Linked DNA regions of Homo sapiens: regions 1 and 2 are each linked to region 3. Evidence: chromatin contacts called from ENCODE Hi-C or POLR2A ChIA-PET data. All regions are on one chromosome and are shown on one strand. Each heading gives the region's core, a stretch centred on a gene start or an enhancer-like site at or near the end of the contact. The rest is flanking DNA. Distances are from core to core; before and after follow the strand shown.

Region 1 (3,362 bases), core at 431-2,930, 560 kb after region 3:
GCGTGACCGTCTCCACCTCCTCCTGCTCCCTCTCTTGCTCACCTTCAGCCAATTCTCCAAAGCCAGAGTAGACTTTCGTTTATTTTTTAAATTTATTTTATTTTTATTTTATTTATTTTATTTTTATTTTTTGTAAAGACAAGGTCTTGCTTGCTAAGTTGCCCAGTCTGGACTCAAACTCTTGGGCTCAAGCGATCCTCCCGCCTCAGCCTTCCAAAGTGCTGGGATTACAGGTGCAAGCCATCACTCCTGGCCCAGAGTGGACTTCTAAAGACAAATCAGAACATGTGGCTCCCTGCTTAAAGCTCTTCACTGCCTTCCCATGCAATCAGAATATAATCTACAGTTGGCCGGGCGCAGTGGCTCACGCCTGTAATCCTAACAGTTTGGGAGCCCGGAGCGGGTGGATCATTTGAGGTCAGGAGTTTGAGACCAGCCTGGCCAACATGGTGAAACCCTGTCTCTACTAAAAATACAAAAATTAGCCGGGCGTGGTGGCACGTGCCTGTAATCCCAGCTACCTGGGAGGCAGAGGTTGCAGAGAGCCGAGATCGCGCCACTGCACTCCAGCCTGGGCGACTGAGCAGAACTGTTTCAAAATAATAATAATAATAATAATAATAATAATAATAATAACAACAACAACAACAACAACAACAACAACGATAATAATAAATCTACACTCCTTGACAAGGCAGGGCCTAGCAGGCCCAGAGGATCTGGCCCCTGCCCTCAGGGACAGCCCTAACACTCTTCTCTCTCCTGGCCCCAGCCCCGCCTCCTTGCAGTTCCTCGGGCTCCTCCCAATTTTGGCAGCCTGTGCACTGCTGTCCTCTCTGCCCCTAAGGCTGCTCCTCCAGCCCTCCTCATGGCTGCACCTCGCACGCTTCAGGTCTCAGCTTCCATATCTCCTCCTGAGCCCTCCCTGTGCCTGAGCCCTGCCCACCTCGAGAGTGAGCCTACCTTGGAATCTTCTCAGGTGTGCGTATTTCCTTCATAGCCCTTACCACAATCTCTAATAATAAAGTTGTTGGCAGGCTTATCTGTATAACGCCTGGCTGTCTCCCCATTAGGTTGTCCCTTCCGTGGGGAAGGAGACCCATGTCTGTGTTATCCGTTGCTTTATCGCTCACCAGTGCCTGGCACACAGTAGGTGCTCAATAAACCCGCTGAATGAATAAACGACTCGGGATCCATGCCCTGGCACTGCCAGCCATTGGGCTGCCCTGGCACTGCCCTTCCCTTTGGATGGACTGAGCGCAGGCCCTCTGCGAGCTGGCCTGCGGCAGGCAGGGCACACAGAGGCCGGGTGCCATCTTTGTCCACTTCACCACCCTGAACCAGCTGAGTGACCTGGGCGCAGCCCTGACCTCATCCTACTTAAAGCTTCCCGCTGAGTAAAATGAGAATAATAATCTGAGCTCCTGGGGTGTGATGGGACACAAAGGGAGAATGTACATCAAGGCCGTCGTCACATCACAACCACATCCTAGGACGTCCCAACCATCTTCTGGGCTTAGACACCTCACCCTGCGCCTTCCGCCCACCCTCCACCCTCCACCCTCCACCCTCCACCCTCCACCCTCCACCCTCCACCCTCCACGTGTACCTGCCCCGCCGAGGCGGGTCCTTCCCCTGCAGCACGGAGATCTGGCGCCATCTAGCGGGCACTTCGGGAAGAGCGGGCGTTCCCCGCCCCTGTATTCCACGCACCGTGGGTGGGGCCGCACCCCGGGACCCCGCCCCGACATTCCTCACTGAGCAGAGTTGGGCCCAGGATCAAACCGAGGATCTGCCTCCGTTGGGTCAGAGCGAGGGAGACCTCTCACCCACCGCCCCCAAGGCCCAGGCCCCAACCTTTGATCTTACCTCCCACCCACCCCCTCCCCTCAGCACAGAGACTTCTCCCGAATCCCTGAATGATCCCAGGTCCCCTTTGATTCAAGACCTTTCCACGTGCTGTTTCGTGAGCTGGGAGTTTTCTTTTTCTTTTCTTTTTTTTTTTTTTTTTTTTTTTTTTGAGACAGAGTCTTGCTCTGTCGCCCAGGCTGGAGTGCAGTGGCACGATCTCGGCTCACTGCAAGCTCCGCCTCCCGGGTTGACGCCGTTCTCCTGCCTCAGCCTCCTGAGTAGCTGGGACTACAGGCGTCCGCCACCACGCCTGGCTAATTTTTTTATTTTTTTAGTAGAGACGGGGTTTCACCATGTTAGCCAGGATGGTCTCGATCTCCTGACCTCGTGATCCACCCGCCTTGGCCTCCCAAAGTGCTGGGATTACAGGCGTGAGCCACCGCGCCCGGCCTGAGCTGGGAGTTTTCTCCCACCCTCTTCTTCCTGTCCTGGCTGTCTCCTACTCCCATTTTGGGCCCTCCAGCAAGGCCCCTGAGCAAGCCAGAGCCCTCCGTATCCCCCGTTCCTTACTTTGTCCTTGTTTCTTGCCCATATTCCCTGCTAGACAAAGCCCCTTGGCAGCAGGCCGTGACACGGTCACTGTGTGGCGAGTGCTGAGATGACAGGTCCTGGGGCACACAGGGGCTCCCATCAGTTGCTCGCAGACCGCGTGTGAGTCCTGTGAGCACGGGGAGCAGGTGAATTACAGCCCTGGAGGACGAAGCCTGCCGGTCTCTAGAGGGGCATTGCTACAGAGGGAGCCATCTCCAGGCCTTTTGTAGCCCCTCCTCCCCTGGACCCTGGAGGGTGTGCACCTGGCCTAATCCCCAACACACACACCGCCGCTCTCCCTTGTGTGCCACACTTACACACGCAGACTAGCGCTCATGTGTGTTCTGGGGCTCAGACCAGCAATAGACCCATGACTCCACGACAGCTTCACAGCAGCCAACACTTTTGAGAAGGTCCTCCCTCCAAGTCCCAGGACCACCTGGGCCACAGTTGGTGTCTGATTCCTGGCTGTGTGTCCTGGTGAGCAAACTCACCCTCTCTGAGCCACAGCTTCTTCCCACCCTTCCTCTGTTGCATTTGCAAACTACCCTTCAAGGGGAGGAGGGGATAGAGCTCCTGGACAAATGACAGTATGAGCTGCTGCCGAGAATGGGGAGCACGGGGCCTTCCAGGTTGAGCTTGAGGACCCAGGAAAGGGCTTGGCTTCTGCTGCTGCAGGCTAATTCCTTGCTCTTCCTTCATCCAATCAACAGATATTTACAAAACACCTGTACCTGAGGTTACACGAATTGGGCTCTGGAGTCAGACTGCTTGGGCCCAGATCCTGGTGCCCCACTTAGAGCTGTTGACCTTTTCCTTGTGTCCTCAGTTATAACGGGGGGGATTAAACATTTTCTACCTCCTGTGGTTGTTGAGAGGAAGCTGCTTGCTTTCCACTTCCGGAATGAGAACTTTCTCCA
Region 2 (3,348 bases), core at 287-2,786, 660 kb before region 3:
AGAAACTATGAAGCAGCACTATAAGACTTAGAGTTATTTTTCTCTTCTGGCTGCAACAGCAGGGATGGGGGTGGCAGGGAGGGTGAGTGTGCAGCTGGAAAAGGAATTCAGGAAGATGAGGAGGCAGGACAGACAGAAGAGCCGCCCAGCGAAACCTTCCCCTGGTCACAGAGGGGAGCGCGGTTACTCTGCTCATATGAAGGACGCAGACTCAGGGAAATGTCTGTCTTCCTGTCTTTCTAATCTGAAGCTTACTACATTTCCAGTCCTAGCTGGGCTATTTCTTCAATAACATGACTTCCCTGTCATTATAGCTCAGACAGGGTAACTTTTTGTTTTGTTTTGTTTTAGCTGCTATTTCACTTTGATCCTTCAACCTCAAACTATCTCAGACAAGTCCTTCCTTGATGTTTTCTTTTCTGTTCCATTTGTCCCAAGCCACATGCAGGAGTTATTTATCTTGCGTCTTCCAAAAGGGGAAGCAAGAAGGGAGATTTTTCCACTTAAGCCTGGGGAACAAGTGAACAACTGTGTGAGGGGAGGAACATTCCACAAGCTGCCTCAAAAGGGAAGACTAGACTCCTCTGGAAGTTGGGGTTATTGTGAAGCAATACCAAACCCCCAGGTCCTTTACATTTCTGTTAGTTTTACTTCATTCACTCTGTGCAATAGGGGGTGAGGTTTTGTGTCTCTTTAAGCCCAAGAAAGGACCATTATGAAGTGGGCTCTTCCTCTGCCTGTTTCTGCTTCCCAAATGCTATAGTACAAGTGAAGACATATGATCCCAGAGGAGACCATATGTGTCAAGACCAGAATGTGCTTGGGGTGTCTTAAGAGCATTTTAAGGACCGAGGCTGCCACTTCAAAGTTCACCTAGTCTACCCATTTCAATTGATAGATGGGGGAACCAAGGTCTAGAGAGACCAAAAGACTTGATACTACTGTGGTAGAACAAGACCCCCTGGCATTTAATTTCAAGCTGAGTATTTTTCTCCATGATGCCGGGTTACCTCCCACCACCATTTGGTCAGTTGAGAAGTCTTGGAAGAAATAAGGGATGATGAGCCTGACAGGGAGGTTTTGGGAGAAGAAAGAGGGAAGACATGGCCACTGTTGCTCCTGATGGAAGGTTATTTGTGGGTAGAGAGAGCAGGTTTGTTCTTTGTGGCTGCAGGGGAGATGGGGTAGACAGATCAGAAAGTTTGAGGGAGGCACATTTAGATCAGTAAAAGAAAGAACTTTCTAAAGTCACTTGAGAATGAAAAGCCATTTAGTTAGTGCAAGAAATGAAATGTCTCCACCACAGAGCCTCTGTTAGGAATAGCATTTTAGTTTTGAATCCTCAGAGGAGATACTGCTCCAAAATCCCTTATAGTCATGAGAGTATTAGAGTCTAGAGCTTGGCATTTAGAGAATGAGGCCTTAACAGTTACCAGAACAGAGGTATTTTCTAGATCTCAGCTAACATCCCCTCTGCAACACATGGAAGCATCTGGATGGTTTCCGTACAGGACCTAAAGAAGTGCTGTCTCTTCTGGGTAGAATGGAGAAAAATGTGGCCACCCTCAAGTTTCCATGGGTTACATTCCAAGACTATTGTTCTTTGTTTTAGAATGTGGATCTCATTGTCCCAAACTGGCAAGAAGTTCCTGCCTATTAACTTCTCCCATTGCAGAGGGAGTAGGAAGGAGGGGGAGGAGGCGACAGAGGAGGAAGAGGAGAGATTGGGTTTAGGGAAAAAAATAATTTTAGAATATCAGGGATTGAAGGGACCTTGAAGATGATCTGGTTTGGCATTGCCCAAACTTAACTAGTTAGCCCATCACCTTAGTTGAATCACTTTGCAAAAACTTTAATAAATGTATTACAAAAGCAGATTTTATATCACTACCATAAATGGAAAAAACTCTGTGTACCTTTGTCATAAATAGAAGGAAACTGTAAAAACAAACACATAAAAAAAACAAAACAACTTGATTCAGTTCCAGCTGGATATAACTTCCTGTGGAAGCTCTGAGCTGGAGGCTTATTCTCTTTTTGTTAAAAAAGGAGATAGATGAGTATAAAGGAGGTGTTTAAGACATCTTGGCACCAAACTGAGACTTTCTTCTCATATAAGCAGAATTGAAAGAATATTAAATGGAACCAACCTCCTCATGTTTTTCACTATCATTTAACTTGTACCATCTAACATTATCTTGCACATATCAGGAATTCAGAAGGAAATCTCCATAAGGAAGTCTCACCCTCACTGAACTCTCAATCTCTCCTCCCCATAGGGTTCCCAGCACCATGAGGGCCTGGATCTTCTTTCTCCTTTGCCTGGCCGGGAGGGCCTTGGCAGCCCCTGTAAGTACCTAAATATCATGTCTTCTTGTTTTCATTCCTACCGCTAGCACCAGGGGTTCTGAGCCTGCCAGCCCTGGATGCTGAAAGGGAACAGGGACTTCCCCATTTCAAGTTAGTGGTCTTTTTTTTTTCTTAAGTTAGGAAGCTCGGGATAAAAACTGGGATGAGGACCATTGGGTGGAGGTATCAGAGAAGAGAGAGTTCCATGTAATGTTAGATAAACTTCTTAGTAGTCAGAGCCTCCCAGCAATGAACTAGGATTGCTTTAGAAGGAAATGACCTCTTTGTCATATGAGGAATTCAAGCAGGCAGGAGACAGGATGTGGGGGATTTCTGGTAGGGGTGGTATTAGAAGAGATTCAAGCTATAGAGAGAGGAATGTGTTGGCTTCTGAAACAGTGAGGGTTGTTTGGTTGTAAGCAACAGTTCAATCTGACTAAATTGGGGAAGGAGGGGAAGATACAGAGGTAGATTATAATATTAAAGGCCTTGGGGAGGACTGGAAAAGGGCAGCTCTAGGCTTTGGGAGTTAAGAACTAATGGACAGTCTCTGAGATATTGCTGTCTGAATGAATCAACTCCAGCAATTTTCACATCTTGAGAGAATGTGCCAAGAAGGTTTTTATAAATTCAAAAAATGAGAGCCAATCTGGCTGAGCTTGGGTCCTGAGCCAGCTTCTTGGCCAGGTGAGAGTGGGGCCCCTTGATTGACAGACAGTTCCTCGAAGCATTGCATGCAGGGACAGGAGTAGTTATCCACAGCTCATCTGGAAGCCTTCACAAGGAGAGGAGGAAGAAACAGGGCAGGCAAAAAGTGCAATTTCTTTCAACCTGTGATCCCCTCATCCTCTGTTTACTAAGAAGTGGGAGTGATGGCAGACCCTGGCAATCTTGATCAGGCTGGTAGATGGAGGCAAAAGTTTCTCAAAGTTGGCATTAAGTTTTGAAGCAGCTCCAGCCAGCTAAGGGCCTCAAAGTTGTGTGTTTTCTTGCTTCCTC
Region 3 (3,651 bases), core at 190-2,689:
ATCGGATTTAGGCTGAGGACCGAAAAGGGGTGAGTAACATGGAAGGAACCCTGTGCTTCCAATGGGCTTCCTGAGAAGTGGACAGAATTTTGGAAACGGAATCCTAGACTCATAAGAACTTAATTAAAGTGAAGACCCAGAGGATTTTAGAAACAAAAGCTCAGAGCTTGCAAAAATGTGAGTTATGCATGTTGGGAAGTTGGAGACAGAAATCGCTCGCTTTGAGTCTATCCCTACACCTGGCTTCTGCCTCCTTCCCCACCCACTCCCACTCCCTGGGTAGAGGAGAGGTCTACAGAGCCCACCCCAGTACATACTGTCAAAGGAGATAAGCATGCTGGGTCATCCCACTCCTGGCCTCAGTATCCCCACTCCAGGTGTGGGCCACACACCTGCTGGAAATAGACTGAGGCTCTAGAGAATTCTACCTCTTCTTCTGAATTAGCAGTCCCCAGCTTTCTCCAACTACCAGGTTTCCTCAGGCTAATGAGGACAGTGGGTCCTGGGTAGTGAGGCTGCCCCAGGGGAGGAAATTTCAGAGAACAGCTTGTGGATTTTTCAGCTTCTCCAAGCATCCCCTCTGAGGCCCTCAGCTTCATTGTGCCCCATGCACTCCCACCCCCAAACTCTCCCCTGCAGATGGAGAAACGGGGGTCCAGGAGCAGGTAAGGACTCAGGGTCCTGAGTGTTCTGCACTGTCACTCCAGAGCTCTTTCTAGCACAGATCTCTGCCTCTTCTACCAATGCCCTGAATCCAAGTGGCCATTTCTACCTGCCTGTATCATTCTTGGGGTAGAAGAGCCCCCCACAGCAGTTCTTCAGGACCAGGACCACCCAGCTGCCTCTCTCCTTTCTCCTTGTCTCTCTCCCTGGGAACTTGCACAGCCCACCCAGACGCTGGGCATTTTTTTCTGTGACGCCCTCCCTCTTAGGCCCTACTGAAGGGGAGCAGCTCAGGCACGGAGGTGACATAGATGTAGCAAGGCGACCCTCGAGGTGGCAGTGGGGAGAAAGTGCGAGCTCGGGGAGAGAGACCTTCCTCCCTTAGTCATTCTGCCCGCCTGAAGCACCAGGTCTCGGCTCTCCAACAGATGGAACTACGAGACGACGACGGTCGGGGGCGGGGTCCCGGCGGCGGAGGGGGCGGCAAAAGGGGTTCAGGAGGTCTCTCGCACCTGGGGATTGCCCATCTGGCGGGGAGCCTGGGAAAAGGGGTGCATTGCACTGAGCGCTGGACACCGAGGGGCTAGGTTTTTTCTCCCGGCCCCCGGCCCGGAGGCTCACTCACCTTCGACTTCTCTTGTCCCCGGCTCTGCGAGACGAAGCCGGCCAGGAGCAGGGAAAGCAGGCAGGACGCCTGCAGCAGCCGGGCCATGGCGGGGTGGGGGCACACTCAGGGTCGCCTGAGCCGCTGCCTGATCCCTGGCCACCGTCCGTCTGAGGTGTCCGGCGCTCCCAGCCACCTTTCAAGCCCTCGGGTGTGACCAATCCGCGGCCAAGCCGAGACCCTTGCAGCCAATCGCTAGGCGGCTGGGATTTCAGGGGCGGGCGCGACTTGCCCTCAGCTCCCCACCTCCCCGTCCCGGGGCGACAGTGACATAAGCAAATCTGGGCAGAGAGGTGGAAGTCAGGTCCCTGTGGACGTGGGAGGCGGTCCCTTCCTCTTTTGGCTCCAAAGTGCGAAAGGAGGCAGACACAGCGGTCTCCATTACAGCCAGGGCAAGGGGGCTAATAGCTCCCTAGAACTGATGGAAGTCTCCATTCTGGGAAGCATTTCTTATTCCTATCGAGGTTTTAAAAACACCTGGCGATGGTCCTCTGGAAATTGAGGGTTTAAAATTTCAGCAAGAGCTGAAGTTAAACTTCCAGAAACATTTACTATATATAGGTTTAGTGCTTAAGAAACAAAGAGTGGGTGTCCTGGGATTTTGAAAACCCCATTCTGGGTAGGGCATTAGGACTGTAGGGACAGAGAAGGTGGGGTGCCTTTCCTCCCCATCATAAGGATCACAGCTGACATGCCTGTAGAAAAAGGTTAGCAAGAGAAAAGCATAACGATTTATTTAATTAAAGTTTTCTGTGACATGAGAGTCTTCAGAAATGAAGACCCAAAGACTCAAGGAAAACTCTATTTTTAGGCTTAGATTCTATGAAGACCATGGAAATGCGCAGAAATGTGAGTGGGGAAAAAGGGAATGGTCTAATAGTAATAAACTGAGTGGGAAACCCAGCAAGGCTTGTCTGTTCGTATTCTTCTTGGCCTATCTGTGGCCAAACCACCTGGCTTAGAAGCAGAAAATAAATTTGCTCCCTGTGTAGTCTTTAACATGTTGCAGTTACTCTCTGGGCCTCAGTTTCCTCAGCTATGTAATGATGGGATTGATTAGTGATCTCCAGTGCCCTTCTGGCTCTGGCTAGATGACTTGTTTCTAAAGTAAGTGACAGACGGAGACCAGGAGTCCTTTGAGAATAGGGCCCATAATCACCACCTGGCACAGGGCCTAGCACACAAGAGATGTAAAGTATTTGCTGACTTAATCATTCATTACATTAAAAAAACAAAATCTCCATGGAACACTTAGGATCAGACCAGGCAGTTCTAGGGCTGGGCTGTCTAGGTATGATCCCGTTCACAGATGGGGAATGTGATGGAATCAGTCTCAAATCTCTCTGACCACCAGAGTCAACTGGGAAGCCTTTAATACAGATTCCTGGACCCCACTTTGGAATCACTGCATTAGAATCTCTAGGGGCAGAAGCTGAAAATCTGTCTTCAGACATGTTCTAAGGTTATTGTGAGGCAGTTGGCCTGGCTGTAGCCTTGGTAGTGTGAGTCCTAGGATTAAGTGCCTTCTGGAACTTTCTTCTGACCAAGAAATGCCTTGAGAAACCATACCTTTACTATGATTAAAGGTATTAACATCCCCCTGGGAATTTGGAAGATGTCTCTCAAGTTTTGCATTCTCTACGAAGTCTTCCCACCTCAAACCACAGCCTGTTGAAGTGGAAGGAACCACAGAGGCCAGGAAGTCTTTAGCTGAGTTAAAGCCTGGGAGCATATGAACAATGGCTGACACACAGTAAGTGCTCAATACGTTTTATTCAACCACCTCATTTCCCTGAAGCCTAGAGATGAGGAGCAATTTATCCAAGTTCCCATAACCAACTGATGGCAGGGAGGGAACCAGAATCCAGGTCTCTAGACTCAGTCTCAGGCCCTCTCCATGTTGTTCTGTTGTCTTTTAAGGTTCGTATTTACCCTAAAATATAAACATCTGTGTGCACATCAGTTTGTCAGAAATCCATTGTTCATTAGTATCAGTAGGCATCTAGTGACCCTCAAAATAGGCACCTAGCAACATGTTAACACCATGAGAGATGCTAAAGAGTTGTCTAAAAGCCAAAGTCCCTGCTCTCAAAGGTGTTTCCAGCAGATACCAGCAGGGTGAGGGAAGGGAAGGCACCTAGGGTCACACAAGTGCAGGCTGGCACCTGGCAGCGGGCATCTCTCTACATTTTGCACCCTCTATGTCTCACTTGTCTCACCTTAATCCCAGCCCTGGTGGTCTATTTCTTTAGGGGAGACAAGAAGGAGCCAGAGACCTGAGATGCTACCCCTGGATTGCTACGGAAAGTAATAAAATTACTTTC

Evidence for each region. Hi-C counts contacts between places; a loop is a spot of excess contacts on that map. ChIA-PET counts read pairs that join two places held with the same protein, here RNA polymerase II (POLR2A). Pooled maps may share reads with other maps.
Region 1: a loop to region 3 is called in a map of ovary, with 5 times the contacts of the local background. The contact joins the enhancer-like site here to the promoter of GPX3 in region 3. A Hi-C loop is called at or near these places in 1 of 168 maps with a recorded cell type or tissue (ovary), 2 of 37 single-sample maps with no recorded cell type and 1 of 50 pooled maps. POLR2A ChIA-PET finds 5 or more read pairs at or near these places in 1 of 52 experiments (activated T-cell).
Region 2: a loop to region 3 is called in a map of psoas muscle, with 4 times the contacts of the local background. The contact joins the promoter of CLMAT3 here to the promoter of GPX3 in region 3. A Hi-C loop is called at or near these places in 1 of 168 maps with a recorded cell type or tissue (psoas muscle) and 6 of 50 pooled maps. POLR2A ChIA-PET finds 5 or more read pairs at or near these places in 1 of 52 experiments (IMR-90).

The regions. Positions count from the first base shown.
Region 1 is chr5:150,457,314-150,460,675 of GRCh38, reverse strand. No RefSeq gene overlaps it. Among named protein-coding and RNA genes, the nearest start is that of RPS14, 9.3 kb to the right of the region's middle. RefSeq lists enhancers at 1-31, 801-900 and a silencer at 1,705-1,774. Within about 2 kb of position 1,680, at least 7 of the 41 ENCODE cell types and tissues checked have a DNase peak (open chromatin) inside an H3K27ac peak, as active enhancers do.
Region 2 is chr5:151,675,133-151,678,480 of GRCh38, reverse strand. CLMAT3 (colorectal liver metastasis associated transcript 3) reads right to left here and starts at 1,536. Exons shown (of 5, transcript NR_109873.1): 1 at 1,434-1,536. It overlaps SPARC (secreted protein acidic and cysteine rich), which reads left to right. Exons shown (of 10, transcript NM_003118.4): 2 at 2,280-2,349. The coding sequence starts at 2,293.
Region 3 is chr5:151,018,379-151,022,029 of GRCh38, reverse strand. GPX3 (glutathione peroxidase 3) reads right to left here and starts at 1,439. Exons shown (of 5, transcript NM_002084.5): 1 at 1,289-1,439. The coding sequence starts at 1,375.